Regions from separate parts of the Homo sapiens genome. Here region 2 is linked to region 1. A link is a contact called in ENCODE Hi-C or POLR2A ChIA-PET data. All regions are on one chromosome and are shown on one strand. The core of a region is the stretch at or near the end of the contact, and the rest is flanking DNA. Distances in the headings are between cores, read along the strand shown.

Region 1 (6,998 bases), core at 961-3,460:
GGCTAACATGGTGAAACCCCGTCTGTACTAAAAAAAAAAAAAAAAAAAAAAAGAGCCAGGCGTGGTGGCAGGCGCCTGTAGTCCCAGCTACTCGGGAGGCTGAGGCAGAAGAATGGCGTGAACCCAGGAGGCGGAGCTTGCAGTGAGCCGAGATCGTGCCACTGCACTCCAGCCTGGGCGACAGAGCGAGACCCCGTCTCAAAAAAAAAAAAAAAAAAAAAGTGTAATTTACCCAATGTCACAGGGCTAAGTAACAATGAGGCAGAATTTGAGCCCAGACTGGGTGCCAGGGTCTTGCCATTAGCCAAACATGACATAAACATGATCCATTTTTTATGGAAAATAATGAAATAAAGAAATCTATGTTTTCATTTATATAGAAAACAATTGTAAGGTTGTATATTAACATTTAAACCATGATTATTTCTGGGTGGTGGAACGGTGGGGGGAAATCTTTATTTTCATTTTGCTCTTCTTTATCTACATTTTTTGCAATGATCATGCATTAGTTTTATAATCAGATGCAAATACCAATAAAAAAAAATCCGTGATGGGCAAAATTGCCACACATACTGTACCACAGGGTCACATGAAACTTACAAGGCCAATTTCTTCTGTGATGTCTGACCAACATCCTGACTTTATCTATAAAGATATTCATAGGAATAACTTATGGACACAGAAATGTACTGTGACTGCCACCTTTTACCAACATCTATCAGTGATTCCTAACCTTTTTTAAATCACAGAGCCCTTTGAGAATTTGAAGAAAGGTAAATATCCTCTCTCCAGAAAAATACACATATTCATTCAGATTTGTAGATTTACATTCATTTTCCCATTGAACATTTGCTCTGTAAGCGCAGTTGAATGGTCAAGCGCTGTGCTATGTACTTTAAATAGGTTATCTCCTTGAAAACTCACCTGTGTGAGATAAGAACTATTTTTCAGATTTTTTTTGTCAGCTCCCTGAAATTAAAAGGTTGTAATCCCAATTTACAGATAAGGATTGTGAGGGTCAGATATGTTCAATACCTATCTAATCCAGCCTCAACCCTCACGCAAAGGTGTAAATGTATAAAGTTCCTCCATGTCAACCTTCCAGCCTGATGCCACGCTCATGGGCGAGGTGGGAGAGATCTCAGCGACCTTATGGTCTCTCTAACTCCCTCGAGATACTGCCGAGAAATCCACGACCCCAAAAGGAGAAAAAATGGCACGAATCTTAGTTCCCCATTCCTCCTACCCACCCTAGATGTTCTAACGGTTAGCACCCGGCAGAGGAAGAGCAGAAGTTCACAAGAAGGGTCTGAATAGAACCGGGCAGGGCTACTTTGGGCACACTGCCTATGGGGTGGCCCTGCTCTGCAAGGAGCAGTGAAAAAAGAGAACCGGGCAGGGAGAGAGAGAAAGAGAGAGGAAAGAAGAGAAAGAGAAAGAGAAGGAGAACGAGAGAGAGAGAGAGAGAGAAAGAAACAGGGGCCGCTGGCCGGACTCCCATCCCAGGAAAGGTCACACAGAGAAAGTTTAGGGCTAGTCCTGATTCGGGACAGTTTGCTGGGGATAAAAAAGCAGCAGCAGAGTCGGGTGGGGGAGCTCTCCCTCGGGCTCAACTGTTCCCGTTGAGACTCTCCAGTTCCCCAAACACACCCAAACACATGGAAAAGCAAAGGGAAGGGAGTACCCAATATCTGATACCTGATGCAGGAATCTGGCTCTTCCTGGCAGTCAAGGTTGCACATGAAGCGCTCCCAGTGCAGCCAGCCCATGGTAGGCGTCCTTGCCAATCCATTGTCCAGTGCTCTAGCCCCAGGGATGTCCCAGGAAACGAGGGCCAGGAAGCGAAGCGCAAGCGCGCAGCCCAGATGTAGTTCTGGGTTCCTCAGCTGCATTGTCACGGTGACCGGACAGCATAAATTTCCGCGGGTAACCTGGGCTTTTAAGATTAACCTCAGGGGCGGACCAATCACCGATGACTTATTAAATAATGACGTTATTGTTTCTCTGGCAACTGGGACGGTTATCCCCAGAGGTAGACCAATAATCAGTCACGTAAGACGTTCCGCTAACCAATCACCCTCTTCCTTTCTTGATATTGACCCGCCCTATTTCCATACCAGAAGGAAGTGCGGCACCTTAGTGATCCCGAGTTTAAGCCGAGAGTTGCTCACGTGACCGAGATCTCACATGACGTAGGCGCTCACGTGATTACTCGCTTACGTGAGCAGAAGTAGTTCTGGTCGTCGTCTACCGTCTCGCTATAGCCGTTTGAGGGAAGAAGGAGGAAAATTACCCGGTATCGTTAGAGGTTGGTGTGTGGGTGGGAACTGGGGACCCAGGGGTGGTGATGATGAAGACCAGAGCGGGGTTCGGGGGCCGCCTCCGCCTCTTTCGTTCTCTGCTTTCCCCTCCCCCCTCGCGCTCTCTCCCTCCTCCCCCCCATCTCAGTGCCGGGAAGCCGCCTGTGCTGCGCCTGGTGGGGAAATGGTGGACGCTCATGACTGTGTATGTGTTTTTGTATATCTGTCTGTCTGGGCCGGTCTCGGGGGACCCCTAAGGGTGACCGTAAGGCGAAAAACGTTTGAAAACCACGGCCCTGAGTTAAGAAAAACAGATACTGAAAATAGTGGTCTGAGTGCTGGTCTATCCATTCAGGCACTCAGTCTCCACTGCCTGATTGTCTGTAAGGGGAGGCCCCAAGTGAATTTTATCTGTAGAGTCACATCTAGGCAAATGCGTGCTTGACAAAGGCGCCCAATAAATTACTTTACTGAATAGAGTATTTGAATAATGTTTATTTTTCTGCTGATAACAACAATCTACATATTCAATTTCGAACATTTGAAAAATAACAATATAGTATAAAATTTAAAAATACACATAATTCACCACCCGGAGACGACTGCTCAACCTGATGTCGTTACAGTTTTTTAAAAAATGTGTATAACACACATATAAATACACAAATTCTTAACTCACAAAGAGTCCTGGTTCCCACTTTAGCCAGCAGTCCTGATGGCCTTCCCAGGAGACGCAGTAATGAAGTAGAACCTCTCTGCCCCTACAGAAGGGCTCTTAAGGAATAGAGCGGTGCAGGGAATTAAATGGGACGGGTTATCCCAGGGATAAGGCAAGCAAAAAAAAAAAAAAAAATCCTGCAAAATGAAATAAAAAAACAGCTTGTAAATCTGTCACTGAGACCTTAGGATGGTTAATAGGAAAACTGTTATCACTGCAGATGCAGTGTGCTAGGCACATAATCGGCAATCAGTAAATGTTTGTTAAATCGTTTCCTCAGTGTAGTTTTATGGCCGTTATTACACTTTGTACTTTGTTTCCAAGAGGCCCAGTGCTCCCAGACCATTTCAGATAAACCATCCACATACAAAATTAGAAAATTTTATAAAATTTCCTATACCAAATCCCAGAAATGCAAACATTTTAATTTGTTTTATGTTACTTTTTTTGCTGAAGTAAAAGTAATTATTTCTGTAGAAATTTAAGGCTGCATAAAAAAATTGGAAAAATAACATGGAAAATCCATAAACCTCCCACTCAGAGTAACCACTAATATGTTCTTTCTAACTTAAAAAGAAAAAATCCCAGTACAGCAAATGTAAAGAATTAAAACTGTATAGAAGTATATAGGGTAAAAAGCGAAAAGCCCACTTCACCCCCCCACCCTTCAGTTCTCTCAAAAACAAGTTTGCTTCCAGATCTTTTATTTATTTACATACGTATATACATGCATGCCAATCTTTTACTATAAGTAGGATCATACTATGTATATTCTTTTATTTAATGTATTTTGGAGATCTTTCTGGGTCAAGGCAGATAGATTTTTTTTAAATGGCTGCATTGCATTCCAGTTTAAGGATAAAGTATAATTCATTCAGCCATTCCTCTAATGATGGCTATTTAGGTTTCCAATTTTCTGCCATTACTAACAGTGCTGCAAGGAACATTTGTAAGTATTTCTGTTGACTAGATTCCTGGAAGGATTCTAGCAGTGTCAAAGGGTATGGGAACATGTATTTTGTACACAGTTGATATTGTAAAGCAGTTGTGCTCTTGGGTCACTTACAATTATAGCATAAGTAATTTCTCATGTTATTAAATATTTTTGTAACTTTTAAAATTAAATGCATAATATTCGTTTTCTTAATAAAGTACTTTTCAAAGAATATATAGCTCCATAAATCTGTCTGAATTTCAGATCATCTCCTTAGGGCACATAACTGAAATGTATTTGCTGTCAAAAGGCGTGATACATATTATCAAATTGCTTTCAGGATATAGTGGGGTTTATCAAAAAGGAAATAGTTTATATCAATTATCACTCTTCTGGTAGTGTATTAGTTTGTGAACTGCATAGCACTGATTTACTGTTGCTGTTTAATTTCCATTATCTTGATGGGTGAAAAATAACGATTAGTTCTGATTTTAACTTGCTGGAAGATTGATTAAATTTGAACATTTCCCAGATTCCTCTCCTGTATCCTCCTATACCTGTATTCTCTCATACTTAATCTGTTATCAAGTCCCGCAGATTCCACTTTTTTTGGTATGTGTAGATACATCTTTTCTCCATTTTACTCCTGTTGCCTTAGGCGATTCCTTTAACATATATTTATGAGACAAGTTCTAACTAATCTCCCTAGTTCCACGTCGACCCCCTTCTGTTTGAGTGCCACGCTGTTGCCAGGGTGATCTGTCTGAAAGAGTTTTGGTGAAGTCACCCTACATACTCCCCGGTTTAAAAGTCTTAAAAGGCGCTTAGTGTTTGTATATCAAAGTCTTTGGGATCTGATCTATGCCTTGCCAGTCTTTTCACTTGCTTTTCCCTCTCCTATTTGTGCTTCATCATAATTAAGAAAAAAAAATGTTTATGGATCCCTGGGCAGATTAGTCTGTTTCATTTAACCATTTGGCCTCCAACCAATAGAACTGATCAACTAGTCCCTCTTTGATACTATGCTTACACTCCACTCAGAGGGTCATGGCAAGTATAATGTATATTTGCATTTACATCTTTAATAATGACATTCGGTGCTCCTGTAGGACCATAAGCCCATTCTGGGCTTATTGATTCTTGTATGCCAGAGCCGAATATTGGACATGGCAACTAAAAAATGTTTCTAAAATGAATGTGTGAATTCCCAATAATGTCTTTTTTTCATTTATCTCTGGAGCCCAAATATTTCCCTGATTTTATTGATTTGCATACATTTTTATATAATGAAGATATTATATAAAGAACTTACATAACCTGTGTTTTGTTTGTGTTTTAATTGTTGTTTAATCTTTTGATCTAGTGAAGTTTTTTATGTTTATATATTCAGATATAGCCATCTTTTATTTGTTGACATCTCCCACTGATTTGTTGCTGTTAATTTTTTTTTTTTTTTTTTTTTTTTTTTTGAGACGGAGTTTTGCTCTGGTCGCTGAGGCTGGAGTGCAGTGGCGTGATCTTGGCTCACCTCCACCTCCTGGGTACATAAAAGCGATTTTCCTGCCTCAGCCTCCCGAGTAGCTGGGATTACAGGCACCTGCCACCACGCCCAGCCAATTTTTTGTATTTTTAGTAGAGACGGGGTTTCACCATGTTGACCAGGCTGGTCTCGAACTGCTGACCTCAGGTGATACACCCACCTCAGCCTCCCAAAGTGCTGGGATTACAGGCGTGAGCCACCGCACCCGGCCGATTGCTGTTAATTTTTAATGGTATCTAACACGTAATAGGCATTGAATAAATAACTGCTAAAAAATGAATGAGTTAAAAATTTGGTGAACTCTCTGTTTATACAGACGTCTTACAGAAAAGCTGTCAGCATAATTGAATTTTCTATTAATAGTTTGCTTTTTTCTCTTACTATATCACGAGCATTTTTCCATGACAGTAGTCTTCTTTTTTTTTTTTTCAGCTACACCAAAATTGCATTGAGCCAAACTTGCCACCAAGAGCCCAACAATCACCATGATGCTGAGCACGGAAGGCAGGGAGGGGTTCGTGGTGAAGGTCAGGGGCCTACCCTGGTCCTGCTCAGCCGATGAAGTGATGCGCTTCTTCTCTGATTGCAAGATCCAAAATGGCACATCAGGTATTCGTTTCATCTACACCAGAGAAGGCAGACCAAGTGGTGAAGCATTTGTTGAACTTGAATCTGAAGAGGAAGTGAAATTGGCTTTGAAGAAGGACAGAGAAACCATGGGACACAGATACGTTGAAGTATTCAAGTCTAACAGTGTTGAAATGGATTGGGTGTTGAAGCATACAGGTCCGAATAGCCCTGATACTGCCAACGATGGCTTCGTCCGGCTTAGAGGACTCCCATTTGGCTGTAGCAAGGAAGAGATTGTTCAGTTCTTTTCAGGGTTGGAAATTGTGCCAAATGGGATGACACTGCCAGTGGACTTTCAGGGGCGAAGCACAGGGGAAGCCTTTGTGCAGTTTGCTTCACAGGAGATAGCTGAGAAGGCCTTAAAGAAACACAAGGAAAGAATAGGGCACAGGTACATTGAGATCTTCAAGAGTAGCCGAGCTGAAGTTCGAACCCACTATGATCCCCCTCGAAAGCTCATGGCTATGCAGCGGCCAGGTCCCTATGATAGGCCGGGGGCTGGCAGAGGGTATAATAGCATTGGCAGAGGAGCTGGGTTTGAAAGGATGAGGCGTGGTGCCTATGGTGGAGGGTATGGAGGCTATGATGACTATGGTGGCTATAATGATGGATATGGCTTTGGGTCTGATAGATTTGGAAGAGACCTCAATTACTGTTTTTCAGGAATGTCTGATCATAGATACGGAGATGGTGGGTCCAGTTTCCAGAGCACCACAGGGCACTGTGTACACATGAGGGGGTTACCTTACAGAGCCACTGAGAATGATATTTATAATTTCTTCTCACCTCTTAATCCCATGAGAGTACATATTGAAATTGGACCCGATGGCAGAGTTACCGGTGAGGCAGATGTTGAATTTGCTACTCATGAAGATG
Region 2 (6,146 bases), core at 2,949-5,448, 750 kb after region 1:
GCTGGTCTATATAGCACATGCTGATAAACACTGACATATATAATGTTATGATAAGTGCATTTTTTTTGGAAATTGGCGTATAATGCTTCTTCTGCTGTGTTCCTTTTTAATTGCAAGCTACAGTGTGTAGGGAAAAGAAGCACTTGCCCATAAATAATCAGAAGCAACCCTGGGTCCAGATTGCAGGATTCAACTCAGCTATAATTAACTGTTGTGCCCTACAACTTATCAGGCCCTGTACTAAACACTAAGGGTACCAGTATAAATGAGACAAAATATTTACTGTGAGAAGGACACAGTTTAGTGGGGAACAGTGATGACTGTGAACAATGTTTTAAAATTGGGATTCACCTACCAGATCCCCAGTTCCTGCCATTATTTCCCATCAATCTGTAATTACGGGTTTATTTGGCACAGAAATCTCAAAGCAAAGGAAGAGGGAAACGTATCTGGATCCGTGTAAGTTAGTGTAGACTACTGGGGACTCCTGAGGTCAGGGTGGTGTGAACCAGAACAGTCTTGGGAACATAAAATTATCCCTACAACTCCTGTGTATGTGCAGAATGAAACCTGTAGCAATGTCTGCACAGAAAATTGATAGTCAAGGAGACTAAGCTATATTCATCAGAGGATGGAAGAGATAGTCCAATTCTGAGCACACTATCATGAGTGTCACTCAAATTTGTCTGGGAGAAGGGGATGAGGAAGGAAGTGGGAGAAAACCATAAAGGGCTGCTTGCATTTATAAGCAGTGTTGGTGAAGTATCTGCCTGGTTTAATTATAACTCTAAAGCAGGGAGGGACACTCTATACATTTTTGAAAAGGCAAAATGGGGATTCGGATTACTGAAGGTTCCAGAGAAATCGGTGGGTCTTTGTCATCTTTAGAAGTCCAGTACATCTGCAGTGGTAGAAGCCAGTGGAGGGAGCAAAACGCAAGAGAAGAGGAAGATGTGCCTAATAGTTATGGTATTATGCAGGAAAGAAAGCCAGAGTAGCAGATGAATAGAAAAGCATTTACAGTTGAGCATCCCTAATCCAAAAATCCAAAATCGAAGTGCTCCAAAATCCAAGGCTTTTTGAACATGACATGATGCTACAAATGGAAAATTCCACACCTGACTTCATATACGCAAACTTTGTTTCACACACAAAATTATTAAAAATATTGTATAAAATTACCTTCAGGCTATGTGTTTGAGGTGTATATAAAATTAAATAAATTTCATGTTTAGAGTTGGGTTTCATCCTCAAGACAGCTCTTTATGTACATGCAAATGCTTCAAAAACAGAAAAAAAACCCCAGAAATCTGAAATCTGAAATGCTAGTCCCAAGCATTTCGGATAATGGATTTTGAACCCGTACTCACCTGGAAATCAACTGGACTTGCTGATAGGCACTCTCCTTGGAATCTTCCCTAAATATGAAGGGCACTTAGAGGGCTGGAGCCTTGCATGTATAAATAGAGCAAGACACAGAGCTCAGTCATCACCTCATTTGATTCCCACAGCAGCCGTCTAAGGCATTTATAATGTAACGTACCTGTAATTATCAGGTACATGTTTCTAAATGAGAGATCCATAGGTAATATAAGATTTATATGTCTTTAAACTGTGTTTCAAGTGTTTATTAATTGCCCCCATTTCCTATATAAGTTGATTGGCAAGTTCCTTGCTTCTTACTTTTTTTTTCCCTGAAACATAGGAAACACATGTATTCATTTTGGAAAAGTGAGAAAAAGTGGATAACCAAGAAAAAAATAAAGAAATTTAAAAGTACCAGTAACTATACAACATAGAAAAAGCACATTCTGGTTTTCATTCATTCATATATATATATATATATATATATATATATATATATATATATTTCATATATATTATATATAGTGTGCATACGTACACATCTAAATGAAATAGTCTATCTGTAGACTGCTTTTAAATTGCTTTATTAACTTTACAGTATGCAATAAACATCTTTCCATGAAAGTTGATGAAAGTCCTCTTCTGACAGAAAAACTTACAGACTAGGTCAAAATGCAATCTCCAATCAGAAAATTGCAGAAGAATGCCAAAAGGTTCACATTAAAGGTACACCAGGAAAAATGCGAATTTAGAAAGCAGGGATTTTATGATTATTAACCTCAAGATTCAAGGCATAAGGCAAAACTCATCATGATGATCATGGTGAGGAGGGTCCCCTATAAGAATGCGCAGACTGTACCTCAACTGAAGTTCCCTAATTTTCCTCCTTAGCTCTCTCATCTCCTCCATGAACCGTTCCATATCATCTCCATCTCCATCTATCATATCAATGTTATCGACAAGCCTATTGGGCACATCCTCTCCAAAACCCGGGGCAGGTGGAGCCCAAACCCCTTTAACATTTCCTCCAGGCTCCTGGTATTCACCACCTCCTAAAGCGGGGGCTTCATTCTGCACTGGGGCCTTCTCCACAACTTTGTTTTCCTTGGGGACATTTTCCATGTTGAGTTTTTTTCCTGTTTTTTTTTTTTTTTTCTTCCTAGAAGATAAAAAGCAAGAAGAGGGAATGAATGCTTGATAGGATTCAGAGCTCTGTTTGGCAAAGGTTTTCCCACCTGAGAAACTTTATGAACCCTGTAGGGGGCGCCCCAGACCCAGCGCTGCCCCAAAGCCCATCATTTTCCCTGAAAATCCCTTCCCCAGGCCACTCCTACCGCCAAAATGCAAGACGACTTAGCGGAGGGGGACGATCATAGAGAGACCAGACTTCACCTCCCTGGGATCCTAATAAGCTCTCCAGGAGCGCCCCAGATCTCGCCCCTCTACTCCCTTCTTCCCTCATCAGATACAGGCTGTCATTTTATGAAGACTCTCCTAAGTTTCTCCTGCACTCAACTCGGGCAGGAAGGGCTGTGAGTCACCCAGATTCTGCTCTGATCCTTGATACCCCTACACCAGAGGGCCCCAGGCAACCTCCTACCTTCAGGGATCAGAGGCAGTCTTTCTCTCTTAGCCTTGAAATCGGCTGCACAAACGCACTTAAAGACCTGCAGACAAATGTGACAATTACCAGGACTGATCTTTTAATCAAAGGACCGGTAATGGGAGTTGATTTAGGGTTCTCCTAGTATTAGCACCTTCTGTTTCTCCTCCATCCTGTCTCACGGCTTCTTTTCCCACCCTGTGACAGGCTATCCCACCTTCCAGAAATAGGCATCAAAGATGATTATTTCCAAAACGTTTTAACCTCTTCTTTAGGCGCCCATCTCTACTGTTTCCTCTTACCTGTCATCTAGTTACCCTTTCTGCAACGCAGGCAACTTGCCTGGCGGGGGAGTTAGAAGAGCTTGCTGAATGAATACGTAGTTTATTCACAAAGAATTTCAATCTAGATATCCATCAGGCCCTCTCTCCACCCGATCCCCACTCCCATGCCCACCATTTTATGCATCAAGATGGACGATGAGTGAAGAGGTATGTGGGCATTGAAAACTAGGACCTGCTGCGGTCTCTGCGCTTTGTCATTCTCACTCCAGGATCTACAGGTAGCGCCCACGCTTACACCGACCGACCTGCTGAGACCAAAAACAGTTTCTCGCTCCTCGCCTCTGTCCCTCAGTCAGAAGCTCGCCCGCTCAACTGCCGCAATAGGGACCTGCTTTCCAGACCTAATCTCTGTCCCCCTCCTCTGCAGCAATTCCTCTCCTCGGCCCCCGCAGCCTATCATTTCCAGCTCTAAATGGGTAGAGGGTGAAGAAAAGATACCTAGAAGGCAGGCCTAAAACCTTGGCAGGGTCCGCCCTCCCCAACCCTTGGTTGCCGGCTGTACCTCCCTCCCGCGGACCTGCAGGAAGCAGGCTGTTTCCTTTCAGTCTCCTCCACCGGCTGGACTCCATCAGACATTGCCCGATGGCCGGCCTCCTAGGAGATCTCAAATGGTACCCATTCTCAATCCAGCCCCCTCGGGAGATCCTCTCCCCAACCGCTCCATTTCTCGCACTAAACGGGTGTGTATCTGGAAAGGGTGTGTATCCAGTCCTAGACCCGCTCTGGTCTTTGCCCTCTGCTGCTCACACACCGGTCAGCGCCACCTACCTGCCAGGGCTCAGGGGTCAGCTTCTACCACTTTCCACCTTTCCTGGGCAGCTGGCTCGCCTGCCTTCAGGGCAACAGCGAGCCGTCACACGGCCAGCGACAACTACCAGACTGCAACTAGGAGGAGGGACTAATCCACGCATTGGCTCTGGGTCTCCTAAGGGTCACGTCACTGTGAGCTCAGATTTCCAATTACCATTCACACCCGCAGTGCGGCAGGAGGGTGGGGGCGGGACTGTGGGCGGGGCCACCTTTCTCTTCATTCGTGCTTTCTCCACCACTACCACAGGCTACTATCCACCCCTCTATTTTTTTATTTAGCGATCCCCACGACCAAACGGGTCATAATATTTTGTATTTGGCTTGCTCTGGTTTCTGCTGGAGCTTTTAAAAAATCGCTTCTTCCTCTTCTATACACCTAAACGCACACTTCTCTCCCCTTCACGTCCAGCAAGTAAAGCCCTAACAGTCTTGTAGGGCTTGGTCCCAGATTGGAACCCGGAGAAGGGGTGGGGAGCGAGAGGCTAGGAAGTCTGGAAAATAGGCAGGAAGTGGTATTCAAATTTTTTTTTCACTTCAACTACTTTCCTTTTTGTTTGTTTATTTGGGAAGGGGGTTCCTTTTATTTTTCATCAGCATGCATTCATTTTGTTGTTGTTTTTATAACTAGACAATACAATTATTTTCAGTTGAAAAAACAGGATTCGAGTTGTAAAAACATGGCAATCTGTTTCTCCTGCTGAATCATATTATAAATATAAACCTTCCAGAAAGCATTCCCCTGCCTCCTTTAAGGACTTTGAAATAAGGCCGGGAGCGGTGGCTCGTGCCTGTGATCCTAGCACTTTGGGAGGCCGAGGTGGGTGGATCACGGGGTCAGTAGTTCAAGACCAGCCTGGCCAAGATGGTGAAACCCCGTCTCTACTAAAAATACAAAAAGTAGCTGGGCGTGGTGGCAGGCGCCTGTAATCCCAGCTACTCGGGAGGCTGAGGCAGGAGAATTGCTTGAACCTGGGCGGCAGAGGTTGTAGTGAGCCGAGGTAGCACCATTGCACACCAAGCCTGGGCGATAGAGTGAGACTCTGTCAAGAAAGAAAGAAGGAAAGAAAGAAAGAAGGAAAGAAAGAAAGAAAGAGAAAGAAAGGAAGAAGAAAAGAAAAGAAAAGAGGAAGGAAAGAAGGAAAGAAGTGATTTTCTCGTGAAGGATCTCTACATGTCCTTCCGTGAAATGATGCATTGAGTCTAATAGAGCCTCTCTGGTGGATTTTCATGTCTTGAGAACCTGTGACAAACTGATGATCTCCTCTAAATTGTATTAGTGTAACCACAATTTACAATAACACCTAGCCCTGATGATTCAGGACAATAATTTGGGGAAGCTACCCTGACAGATGAAAATGTATTGTGATGGACACATAGAGGGGAACAACACTGGGGCCTACAGGAGGGTGGAGGATGGGAGGAGGGAGAGGATCAGTTTACCTATATAACAAAGCTGCACATGTATTCCTGAACTTAAAATAAAAGTTTAAAAAGTATTGTGAAATTACAATGTTAAGATAATAGTGTACCAGAATAAATTTAGAACAAATGAACCAGAAAAGAAATTCAATTATCAAACCCAAATATGGAAAAAATGCTAGTAAATGCATTGAAATATTTTGAATCAGTGGGGAAAGGTTAGATTGAAGAAATTGTATCGGGATAATTGACTATTTTCAAAAACAATGAAGTGCCTTATCATTCTCATACACTTAAAAATAGACACTAAATGTTTGCATAAAAGACATTAAACCATTAAAAATAGAACTTAGCATGTTATTTTTTATATAATAGAATGGAAAAGTTGTTTTAAATACAGCACCAGATCCTGACAAGACCAAAAGGCAACTGGCTCAAATCTGCTGGGGACCCTCCAAGTCTCAGAAATGATTTAGAGTGCTCCTCAGAATTATCCTAACTAGTGATGAGAAGTTGGGGTATTTTTCTACAGACTTGGCCCTCTATTGGTGGATGTCACGCTGAGGATGTTAAAATCTCTGGCACTTTTAAGTTGTCCTACACCT

What was found. Hi-C counts contacts between places; a loop is a spot of excess contacts on that map. ChIA-PET counts read pairs that join two places held with the same protein, here RNA polymerase II (POLR2A). Pooled maps may share reads with other maps.
Region 2: a map of ascending aorta shows a loop between it and region 1 (21-fold over the local background). The contact joins the promoter of BEX5 here to the promoter of HNRNPH2 in region 1. A Hi-C loop is called at or near these places in 4 of 168 maps with a recorded cell type or tissue (CD4-positive, alpha-beta memory T cell, CD8-positive, alpha-beta T cell, ascending aorta and 1 more), 1 of 37 single-sample maps with no recorded cell type and 13 of 50 pooled maps. POLR2A ChIA-PET finds 5 or more read pairs at or near these places in 1 of 52 experiments (CD4-positive, alpha-beta T cell).

Annotation. Positions count from the first base shown.
Region 1 is chrX:101,406,012-101,413,009 of GRCh38, forward strand. It overlaps HNRNPH2 (heterogeneous nuclear ribonucleoprotein H2), which reads left to right and starts at 2,211. Exons shown (of 2, transcript NM_019597.5): 1 at 2,211-2,308; 2 at 5,925-6,998. The coding sequence starts at 5,978. It overlaps RPL36A-HNRNPH2 (RPL36A-HNRNPH2 readthrough), which reads left to right. Exons shown (of 4, transcript NM_001199974.2): 4 at 5,925-6,998. The coding sequence ends at 5,981. GLA (galactosidase alpha) reads right to left here and starts at 1,914. Exons shown (of 7, transcript NM_000169.3): 1 at 1,699-1,914. The coding sequence starts at 1,892.
Region 2 is chrX:102,151,779-102,157,924 of GRCh38, forward strand. BEX5 (brain expressed X-linked 5) reads right to left here and starts at 4,199. Exons shown (of 3, transcript NM_001012978.3): 1 at 4,081-4,199; 2 at 2,966-3,032; 3 at 1,934-2,524. The coding sequence starts at 2,487. The coding sequence ends at 2,152. RefSeq lists an enhancer at 4,016-4,155.